Linked DNA regions of Homo sapiens: region 1 is linked to region 2. A link is a contact called in ENCODE Hi-C or POLR2A ChIA-PET data. All regions are on one chromosome and are shown on one strand. Each heading gives the region's core, a stretch centred on a gene start or an enhancer-like site at or near the end of the contact. The rest is flanking DNA. Distances are from core to core; before and after follow the strand shown.

The links. Hi-C counts contacts between places; a loop is a spot of excess contacts on that map. ChIA-PET counts read pairs that join two places held with the same protein, here RNA polymerase II (POLR2A). Pooled maps may share reads with other maps.
Region 1: a loop to region 2 is called in a map with no recorded cell type, with 11 times the contacts of the local background. The contact joins two enhancer-like sites. A Hi-C loop is called at or near these places in 8 of 37 single-sample maps with no recorded cell type and 12 of 50 pooled maps. POLR2A ChIA-PET finds 5 or more read pairs at or near these places in 6 of 52 experiments (AG04450, activated B cell, activated CD4-positive, alpha-beta T cell and 3 more).

What each region holds. Positions count from the first base shown.
Region 1 is chr12:11,764,867-11,770,611 of GRCh38, reverse strand. The region is part of intron 2 of ETV6 (ETS variant transcription factor 6); the gene reads right to left. Among named protein-coding and RNA genes, the nearest start is that of ETV6, 120 kb to the right of the region's middle. RefSeq lists enhancers at 4,441-4,520, 4,531-4,610. Within about 2 kb of position 4,056, at least 25 of the 41 ENCODE cell types and tissues checked have a DNase peak (open chromatin) inside an H3K27ac peak, as active enhancers do.
Region 2 is chr12:11,977,162-11,983,086 of GRCh38, reverse strand. No RefSeq gene overlaps it. Among named protein-coding and RNA genes, the nearest start is that of BCL2L14, 91 kb to the left of the region's middle. Within about 2 kb of position 1,851, at least 5 of the 41 ENCODE cell types and tissues checked have a DNase peak (open chromatin) inside an H3K27ac peak, as active enhancers do.

The DNA of each region.
Region 1 (5,745 bases), core at 2,807-5,306, 210 kb after region 2:
GAAGATAAGTAGAGGAAGGGAAGGAGGAAGGGCCTAACAAAACAAGTCTAGCATCCGGTTGACAGTGGCTAGATATGACCCTCTCTGTCAGGAATTCCAGAAGTCACAGAAGGAAGGCTGCAACCGCCATACTTATGTTCAGAACCCCCAGGCTTCAGGATGGGCCTGGATCACATGGGGACAGAAAGTTATCTGGCTTCCTTTAACATGGGCATAGGCAACCCAGCATCTAGTAAGCGTGAGGTAAGTGAAGGAGGGGGAACTTCCTTCCTCTGAATGCCCATCCTGAAACCCGGGCCACGGCCTCAGTCACACAGAGTCTTGGTGGTGCAGGGAAACTGTCAGGCACGTGAGAAGGCACTGTCACCTCCCAATATCCAAAGCAAGGCCTGATGGTCTACTGGGGCTCTCAAGGCCAACGAGGCTTGTTCCTTTTCCCCAGAGCTGTTTCCTTGCATTTTCCTGATTACCAGCACCTGTGTCTGAAGAGCAACGGCTATGAAGAAGATGATATAACTCAAACTTACTTATGAGCAACTTTCTACCTTTTTTTTGATTGAAAGGAAAGGATGGTGAATTCCATCCACCTGTCAGTCATCTTGCCCCGGTGACAGCCTGTTCAGCCTGTGACTCCTCTGTCTGTACCATCCTCCTCTTATCGTATTCTTCTCCCGTGCCACCTGCCCAAGGGCACAGGTAAGAGACACACCCAGGGAGTCACAGCTCTGGGCTTCAGGAGAGCACACACCTGTTCTGAAGACAGCTCTTATTCCAAATAAGAGCTACCTCCCTTCTTACTTCCAAACGAAGTAAATAATCAACCCCTCAATGTCTTCCACCTTCCCGCACTTCCTCACCAGAGGAGTGAAGGGGCATGTTACAGTCTAGATCTGGTCACAGCATTTCAAGAGTATTTTCTTTTTTTGTACCTTAAGCTCAAACGGGGAATATGAAGGAAAAGAATTTTTTAAAAGACCCCACTGGCTGCTATAGGCCAATGAAAGATTAAAGTGAAAGATTAAATTTCTCTGCAGGAAAAATGACACCATTTCTCCCCTTACTATGAACTCGAAATGACACCTACATAGTATTTTGCTACACGTGCCAAAGAATAACTTAGTACTGTGAGTCTTTTATAATCAGGTACCATCAAAATCGTTTTTTTTTTTCTTCTCAGATTTTCTCCTGGATGTTATCTGTGTTTTAAATAGAAGTGAATTTTAAGAAATATTTTGGCCTTGATTGAAAAATAGTTTTGAAAGTCCATATTCTCCAGGGAAGAAAAATGAGATTAACAATGAGAATGAGGAAGACAAGTAAATTCTGGAACTATCTATGCCCAAATAAGTGAAAAATAATAAAACTCTGGACTTCAATAATAGGACATACACTAAAAGCTTATGTGTACAGAGGAAAGCTAATAAAATCAAACACAGAAGCAAGAACAGATGTATGTTCTGTGAAGAGCTATGTAAGTTTTAGATATTTACCTCCTGTAATTACTACTCTACTGGGCACAGTAGGTGCTCAATAAATACTGGTTTTGATAATTATTATCCAAGTTTTTTCTCTCTTATTCTGAGTTCCTTCCTTGCTTATCTTTGTACTAGCACTGAGCCTACGGGTTCTTCAATCAATCCTTGTTAAACAGAACAAGATTTGAATTTTCTTCAGAACAAGCCCAAGCAGTCACAAATGGTATTTCCAAGGAATTTCACAAGGAGAAAGAGGCAGTCAGGTGCTGGCCACCTTCTTTATGTAGCTGGAATGTGGTAGGCAGATTTCTGTCCTAATATGCAAGGTGTGGACAGAGCTGGCCAGTGGGGTTCCAGGCCAAGCTGGCCCCAGGATGAACTAGAACAGGCTCTCTTTCAGAGGCAAGGGCAAGGGTGATGTTTGCTCAGTTTATCACCCAGGTATATTATTTTCCACAACGGAAAGTTGCAGGCTTTTTTGCCATTTCGAGAGTATGCAGACTATGAGGTTAATTTTGTTTCTTTTTGCAGCCCTGGTACGGGTTTGACTTCGGTTCTAAGCATAAGGTCAATTTAACAGCAGTCAAAACAGTAGGGGTGCACTGAGGGGATAAAGAACACAGGCTTTGGAGCAGGCAGACATGAGTTCAAATTCTGGCTCTGCTACCAGCCAGTTCTGTGGCCTTGACCCAATTACTTACCATCTCTAAGCCCTAGTTTCTGTATGTGTAAAGCAAAGATACTATCAGCTACCTGCCAGGCTTGCTGGGAGAATAAAATTAATGAGGAAATTTATTAAAGCACTAGTAACACATAGTACACACCCAGTAAACTGTGACTTTCCACATGGTATCTAAGTTTTCTGGTACCTTGGTTTTCTCCAATCAAAAAGCGTGCTTAGAAGACTGAGGCAAAATTGCTAATAGTTCTTTACTAATACAAACGGAAAGATAGAGGAACAATAATGCAGCAGTCCTAAAACTACATATCAGCACATTAAAAAAAAAAAGAATCAAATTAGCAGAACCAGTCAACACTGGGACTGTACCATGGAAGCCAATTTGGACAAGGAGAACCATAACGGGAATGGCTTAAATGAGCAGCCATTTGGAAATATCCTGAGTGTTCCCTGGAGCAGCTGGGAGGAAGTAAACCAAAGCCCCAAGAGAACCTTCTCTTGAGCAAACTCACGTTCAACCCATGATCCTAGTCATTTTCATGTCAGCATTCAGAGACCCCCTCAAAACAAGTTGCTATAGATGACATATCTGGCAAGCACCCATTTTTCCTGTTTACATCAGATATACTTATTAAAAAAGTGTAGCTTTTTCATGCAATCTTCTTCATCAGACAAGCTCTTATACAATGAATATTTCTTCCCTACTCTTTAGAATAAATCCTATAAACAGCTGCTAAAGGCAAAAACCTCTTAAAACTGATTATACAATGTTAGAGTTGGACAGAGTTTATTAAGGTCATAGAGTTTGATTTCTCCCAGTTTTACAGATGAGCAACTGAGGCTCATCAAGGTTAAACAGTTCATACCAAGTCACAGGCAACTGAGTGACAGCCAGGATTGAACCCTGGCCTCCTGGCCCCAAGTCCAATATTCTTTCTGCTATACCATGCGGCCACCTGAAACTTTCCACTTGTTTATTTTCCCCCACAGAGTCGAGCCATGCTGCACACATAGAAGACTTCTACTAAATATTTGCCAAATTGATCTACAAATTCTACAATTCTGCTGTCTTAGCCTAATACTATATTTCAGTCTCCAGAGATCCCAATAGTGGTTTAATAAGAAGTATGAAGGCTTATAGGAATTCACAAAGTGCCTCTGAAATCATAATCTAATTTCCTCACAACAATGTGAAAAAGGTATGACTGTACCCATTTTAGAGATAAGGAAACTGAGGCTGGGAGGTTCAGTGACTTGTTCAAGGTTACATTGCTGGTTGTATATTGTTAGAGCTGGCCCTTAAATTTAGACAACTGATTTCAAAGCCTGTGCCTTTTTTATTTCATTAACTTAAGCCTAATTAATAATGACTGTTCTCACGCCCCAAATGATACCGCCATCCTTCTTTCTCCTAGCCTGTTCCATTAAAGAAAAAAATTTAGTTCCTAAGGCATCATCATGTCAATTTCAGAAACAAAACAAAGCACCACATGCAGGCTGATGGAACTGAAGAAAATGACATGTTCAGGTACAAGAATATCGTCCACCCAGCACAGAGCCCTATTTCCTTCAACAAAGCAAAGAATTCAGACCCAGCTCCCAAGACCGGAATAGCACTTACATTTACTGCCTTCAAGATTTTAAAGGCCGGCCTGAGGAAATGGCTGCATTCTCCCCTGACTGCCCGCCCCCACCCCATTGCTGAAGACGTCTTCAATCATTGCTTTATGTCAAAAGGGGAAGGAAAGAGGTCATTTCTGTGTCTTGGCAGCATAGGGCTGTCACATAACCTATAAGGCCTCCACGCAGGTCAGGGATGGGCAAAGCCACAAAGCAAGGGAGCAAGAAACAGGCTCCCGGCCTGGCTGCCGGCTGCTCTCGAGAGCTGTTCAAGATGGAGCTGGTGGCAGCTAATGGCGGGGGTGGGAGGAAGGGAAGCATGAAGAAGGCTGTGAAGAAAGGTGTGGGGGGACGGATATAATCCGGCATACAGAAACCTGTCAGGATGGGATTTATTTTTGTTCTGTGAGGGAGTATAATAGGGCTTTGCCTGCACTCTCAATAGCTGTTTTGAAGTGAACCCGGCTGGTATGTCTTTAATTTGTCATTTCATTATGAAACTGTTTCCCTTCCAAGAAGCCTTCAAGTCAGGAAGCTCTGTCTGCCCACACAGGAAATTCCTTTGCTTCAACTTCCCCAAAAAGGAAATTTCCCTCAGAAGTGAGCCCAGCATATGCCTTTGAGCAGAGCTGCTTCAAGAAACTTTGGCAGCTGAGTCCTGAAAACACCCCTTGGCTTTCTGCTGCTGCTGGGATGTGTGGATAAACAGTTCAGCTTTCACCCAGCAAGTGGGGACCCCACCGAAACCGACCCTGGCCCACACCTTCCTCCTGCTTCTTCATTCTCCCGTGCCCTTGCTCTTCATCACCTCCTGTGAGCCGCCAAGAGTTTTAACCCTGCGAGAGGCAACCAGTACCTGCGGCTTTCATGAAGAAATAAGCATACCTGCATCACACAGACGCTCACACCCACCACGGGACTGTCCCAGGACAGTCTCAGCACAAGGTACCTACTCTCGTTTCCCCCTCAGTCTCATACACAAACTTGAGACTTCTGGCAGAAAGGCTGCAGCATTTCAAATGAAGAGGGCACAAGAAAATAAAATGACAAATTATAGTTCCTAAAGCACGTATGTTACCAAAGTACCTTTTATCCAGGGTGGTGGTGGTTTTTTTTTTCCCCATGCACGCTTTCCCACTGAGGATTTTAAGTAAAACAAGGAAGGGGGAGATATCTCAAACCACAGCCTTACAAAAATTAATCTCTCAGACATATTGTGAATGGTTAAGTGGTGAGAGCCCACAGCAGCTGTGCTGAAGTGAATAAGATACAGTATTTTATGAAGCTTCTTAGCAAAGAGGCATTAGCAGGAAACTGCCAGATTCACAGTTAAGTTTTTAATTTTCCATTTAAAATCACTTCATTAAAAAAAAAAAAGTGGTGAAAAGGAAACAATACAGAGACCTAAAGCACAAAAAGAGAGAATGGTATTGAACCTGAGACTGCGTATCAAGCAGTGGGGACCAAGAGAGACGTAGACAGATGAGGATCTAAGACGGCCCTGGATTTTCACTTTGCAATTAGATTGCATTGGAATGGTAGGGGGATGGGGTCTGATCTTATTACACTATGTATGTGCCAGGGCTCTGAAAGGGACAGTATTTACCAGGAGACAGAGCAAGGGACTAGGGAGAGTCATATAGTTCACTAAAATCTGGATATATAAACCCTGAAGTTTTGGGTTGTGGTAGATGTTTTCTGTGGGGTAGCTTTAAATTTTTATTTTAGTGAGTTATTCTGTTTTTCTGAAATTTGTGAAGCTTTAACCACAGTCAGATCTCAAAGGGGAACTCAACACTATTCTTCATGTTCTTAAAGTGAAGAGATTAGGCAATAGGGCTTTGGCTTCTATTGGAAGGCAAGGTGTATATTGGATGGACCTGTCTCCCACCTACCACCTCTGTGACTCTGGTCAAGTTCCTTTTCCTCTTTAAGTTTGACTCTTCATCAGTAAGATGAGGATAATAAAAC
Region 2 (5,925 bases), core at 602-3,101:
TAAGTAGAGGACGCTGGTTGAACACATTAGAGTTCAATGACTTGAGAACCTGATGACTTAGTCATTTTGGGAAAAGTAAAAATCCTCTAAAATCTGTAAATTTTCTCAAAATTCTGAAAAGTTTTTCCACTGAGGACTTTTTTTTTTTAAAAACCTCCCTTTTGCCCGAGAAAATAACCAGGAAAGAAATCATAAAAATGCTTTTTTCAGATCTCCCAATGTCTAAATATATCAATATACAAAACATGGTAATTTTATGAGTGAAACAAGTTATACATAATGCATTTTTTTGTTCCTAAACGAACAGCATGACTTTATATCTGTAAAGGGCACTAAAAATAAGTTTTGCATGTATTTCAATCCCCTGCCCCTAAATTTTCTTTGAAGAATTTTTTTTTGTTCTTCCATGGCTTAAAATTTCTGAAAAATAAATGTATCTAGTCTGTTCCTTTGTTCTTGCTGCCTGGTAGCTTGTGTTCTATTCCTGTGAAGTTTAGGGGTATGAAATAAACTGTTCTTTTAGCTTAACTGATACAGAAGGCTTAACTCTCTCAAACGCCTCACATTTACCTGCGGTTGTCTAGAGAGCAAAAGATGGGGGATGAGTGTTCTGTCAATGGTTTTAACCAAGTTGAGCTCCTTCATTTCTTTCCAGCTTAGTTTCCATGAGGGCCTGCCAGGTACAATAACATACAGCAAGGACTAAAGAACCATACAGCTAGACAGTAATTTGTCTTCATGACATCACTGAGAGACATTCAGGCAAAAAGGCTGTTACTAGTGTGGGGGCATTGGCAAGAGGATCAGCTTTTGAAGTCTGGACAGTGTGGTTGGGGGCCAACAGTCTTGGGCTCTGCCACCAATTCTGTGGGGCCATGGGCAGGTTGCTCATCCTCTCTGAGGCCTCCATCTATTCACTGAAGGATAAAGATATTGACACAATCTCCATGGTCCTCCTAGGCTTTAACATGCCATGCATCTATTTATCTTGGGAAGATACATTATGAAGTCAGAAGGTCAGAGGATGGATAGAAGGTTATATGTATGGTAGAGTTGGAATTTCTTGTTTCTGAATGGCACTGTGGTCTTTTGGGTAAGCATGTTCTTTGCTGGGCGGTCTTGATTTTCTATGGGGAGGATTGAAAATCCAAGGGAAAGGAAAAGAGGGTTGACAGAAGAGAATGACTTCTTCCGGTGCCAAAAAAGCTCTGTTCCATAGCAGTAATAATTTCAACAACTGCTGTATCCTGTGTGACCTTGGTATCTCTTGGGGGGTAGAGTTGGAGAAGGAATGGTTCCTCAGTTTCTGATGCTGTTTTGTTGGCTTATTTCCTTCAAAAGCCTTCCCTTGAAAGCCTGGCTTAGTTTACAGTCAGCCAGCCTGACACTGGCTCTGAGCTAGTCCTGACCCATTCTGATAATGCCTAGGCCCCTCCCCACTGCCATGGTGATGGAGATGGGCTGAGGAGCTGGGTGGCATTTCTATCCTAGTGATACAAGAGTCCGTAGGGTTCTTTTGCCCTTCCAGAAATGACGCCAAGGGCAGGATTCCCAGGCGGCCACCAGGGAGCCAGATCTTGTTTTGTCTCCAGCTTGGTTGGCAGACTTAAGAGGCTGAGATGAGCATCTGAAGTTCGGAGTGCTTCAGGCTGATTCAAAACTTAAGCTGGGTTCTTTAAAATTTTGAGTGAATTGTCACCAACGTGCAAAATGTACATACGTGCTCTTTCAAAAATGACTAATCTCCACCCAACCACACTATTTCCTTTCTTGCTGCCCACATTTTAACACCACAAGGGTGGTTCTATTTATTGTCAATAAGGCACTGCTTAGATTTCTTAGATCTGAAAATGAAAATAAATGCCTCAGTTTGTATATGAAGTGACGTGAGTTATTATGCATGCAGAAAGTAATTGTGAAAAACTGGAAATAACCTAAACTTCCATCAATGGGGTGTTGGTTAAGTAATTTATGGTAATTTATAAATGAAATATAAGGCAGAATTTAAAATGATGATATAGACATATCTTTGTTGATGAGGAAAATTGTTCTAATGTGAAAAGTGGTATGTAATAGATGACCCCATTTTTGCAAAAATAAATAAATAAATAAATTGCATATACTGTAAATTTGAAAAAAATCTGTAAGCGAGAACTCACCTAGGCATTTGTAGTTGAGAGATGAGAACAAGAATTTCTGGTGTTCAAATGGCCTTAACATTTTCTCAGAGCCTTAAAATTTTCACGACACTGTTTAGGTAGCAGCACCTTGATTTCCAATGCCCAAAGTAGTCCATGTATAAAGGATTTGAATGGCAGCTAATTAGGGGTGATGGGGTTTTAGATGGTTGTGTTTTCTACTCACTAGATTGATTCCCCCCACACACAATAAGCATGTATTGCCTTTGAAATATAATAGTAAACATAAGATAATCAGGAGAACATCCTTTGCTTGTTATGTTTTGGTTGAAATTAATTTAAACCTCGTATAGTTCAAACTGCTACATCTCCTTCCTCCCCTCACTCCCCTTTTGTCTCTAAGTTCTTTATACTCAGTTATTTTGCATAATCGTGTCCCCTTCCAATTAATGGTGATGTCTTGACACATCGCAGGTTGGGAGGAACTTTCCAAAAAGAAAACTTGTTCTTTCTCTATTTAGCCTTATAATGCTGACTTCTTGGCATTCTGGCTCACCTGCAGGGGTTGTGCATGTGGTCTGGGAAGCCAAAGGAGAAAATCAGAAGTAGTCAGAAGAGGAACTGGTCAAGATTTAACCAGTGGAGATTTAACCATCACAGTGGATAATAGAATTGCTATTCTCAATTCATCACAGCACTTAAAGAGAATTATTCATCAACACCCTTGCTGTGACCTCATGGTGGGAGGAGTGTCCTTCTTGCCCCTTAACTTTGGGTTTGGCCAAAAAGAATACTTGTTAGATGTGATGGCAGAGGCTTGAAAAGAGCTTGCGCATTAAAGCTTGATCTTTTTGTATCTCAGTGACCATGATGGGAAGAACTTTCCCCAGGCAGCTGTTATCCACTCAGCTTAGGCCCAGAATGAACACGCTTGCCTACAGCTCAACCTATAGGCTGGAGCTAAGGACAGGTTGGCGTTAAGCACAGCCGAACTGTAGCCTTGCTCAGCCTAGAGCCGCTGAACCACAGTCAGTCTTGCAGACCTGTAGACGTGAGACTAAATTCTTGTGTTGTTGTTGTTGTTGTTTTTGAGACAGAGTTTCGCTCTTGTTGCCCAGGCTGGAGTGCAATGGCGTGATCTTGGCACACTGCAATGTCTGCCTCCCAGGTTCAAGTGATTCTCCTGCCTCAGCTCCCGAGTAGCTGGTACTACAGCCATGCACCACCATGCCCAGCTAATTTGTATTTTCAGTAGAGATGGAGTTTCTCCATGTTGGTCAGGCTGGTCTTGAACTACTGACCTCAGGTGATCTGCCCACCTTGACCTCCCAAAGTGCTGGGATTACAGGCATGAGCCACCATACCCAGCGAAATCCTTGTTGTTTTAAGCCATTGGATTTTTAGGTGGTTTCTTATACAGTATTAATGAGGATAGATTATTGGGATAAATCTGCTAAACAGAACCTTGTGGGTCCCTGCTGGCTAGAAAGGGATTTCTGGCCACTTGTGCATATGGGTATATAAAATTATACAGAGATGTTATGACAATAACCTGGGAAATAAAAGAATATGGTTAACCATATTCCCATCCTTGGTAACCAACTGACACTAATTTTTGATCCAGGGCAAGTGTTTCTTTACCTGATTAATGCCTCCCAGAATTATTTGAGCTCTTCAAATTAAAGATAACATTGCCAATATTGTAGCTCTAGGTCCACAGTCATTCAGCTTGTTGTCAATGCCTGACTATTGAGTGAGTCATTATGAATAGTTTACAAGCTGGGGAGTCTAGACTGTCCTATTGACTCTGGGTTTTCTGTCAATCTAATTTTTTTTTCATATGCCCTCTTTCCTCCCATTTTAGCTTTGCTCGTGTGAAATCCAGCAGGCTGCTAGACAGATCAGAGGTCATGGTGGAGAATGGTGGCAGAAAACTCACAGAGATGGTGGCAGAAATATTAGATATATTTTGCTTTCTGTCCAAGAATTTTGCAATCTGGGGGTTTCCTTGAAGCTGAAATTGTGTTTAGCTTCCCAAGTGCAAGCATTATCCAGGTTCACCTTCTCCCATGCTTGGCAGGAAATGTAGAATCCTTTCTTGGATGCTTGCCTCATGTGCATCAACTGTTAATGCACATTAGACGGCTGCAGCCCAGCCCTGGGATGGCACTCTTGAGGAACATGGGCTCAGGATCATTAGTGCATACAGGTAGCCTGCCATTTCCCTGTAACAATGAGGAATGAGGTCCAGTCAAGGCCTTGACACAAAGCACACCCAGAAGGCAGCATGGATGGAGCTAGAAGCCAGAGCTGCAAGACTCCGGATCCCCCACTGCCTGCCTTTCTTGCCTTCTTCCTTCCTTCCTTCCTTCCTTCCTCTCTCTCTCCCTCCCTCCCCCCCCCTCTGTCTCTCTTTCTTTCTTTCTTTCTTTCTTTCTTTCTTTCTTTCTTTCTTTCTTTCTTTCTTTCTTTCTTTTCTTTCTTTCTTTCTGATGGAGCCTTGCTCTGTCGCCCACTGGCTCACTGCAATCTTTGTTTCATGGGTTCAAGTGATTCTCCTGCCTCAACCTTCCAAGTAGCTGGGATTACAGGCACACACCATCACACCTGGCTAATTTTTGTATTTTTAGTATAGACGGGGTTTCGCCATGTTGGCCAGGCTGGTCTTGAACTCCTGACCCCAGGTGATCCGCCCACCTTGGCCTCCCAAAGTGCTTGGATTACAGGCTTGAGACACTGCGCCTGGCCCCCTGACCATGTTTCAATTGCACCTGTGGATTTCCACCTTCCACCTTTTCTATGCAGGATAGTCTCTGAAAGCAAATTTACTTATGGGCTAATTTATAAAATCAAAGATTTTTAAAAACTATGAAAGTAGTAAGTTGTCAGTATAGGCAGATTGGAATATAGAGAAAAGTGCAAATAAGTAAACAAAATCACTCATGATCCCACAACCCAGACTTAATCACTGCTGGTGTTTTTGTTTTTGTTTTTTTTTTTTTTTTTTGAGATGGAGTCTCACTCTGTCGCCCAGGCTGGAGTGCAGTGGCGCGATCTCGGCTCACTGCAAGCTCCACCTCCTGAGTTCATGCCATTCTCCTGCCTCAGCCTCCTGAGTAGCTGGGACTACAGGCGCCCGCCACCACGCCCGGCTAATTTTTTGTATTTTTAGTAGAGATGGGGTTTCACCGTGTTAGCCAGGATACTCTCGATGTCCTGACCTTGTGATCTGCCCGCCTCGGCCTCCCAAAGTGCTGGGATTACAGGAGTGAGCCACCGCGCTCGGCCTACACTGCTGGTGTGTTTTTATATTACCCGAGCTCACAAAGAATTTGGTGTTTGACATACAAGCCATTTCTTTTGAGAATTTGTGAATTTTTTTTTTTCTTTTCAGCTTGTGTCACCCAGGCTGGAGTGCTGCGGCTCGATTGTAGCTCACTGCAGCCTCGACCTCCCAAGCTCAAGCGATCCTCCCAGTAGCCTCCGAAGTAGCTGGGACTACAGGTGTGCACCATCACACCTGGACAATTTTTAATTTTTATTTTTAGTAGAGATGAGGTCTCACTACATTGCTTAGGCTGAAAATCTTTTTTTTCATATTCTTTGAAACCACTTATCTTTAATCACTGAAAAATAACTCACCAGGATCTATTTTACTTTTCCAATATTGATGGCTATTTATTTTTCCTTCAATTTTTGCTATCTTAAATCATGCTGCAGTGAGAATTCTTTCCTTAGGATTCCTTCTGGAAGGGGAACAGGAGTCCTCATGTTTGATAGTGAATGG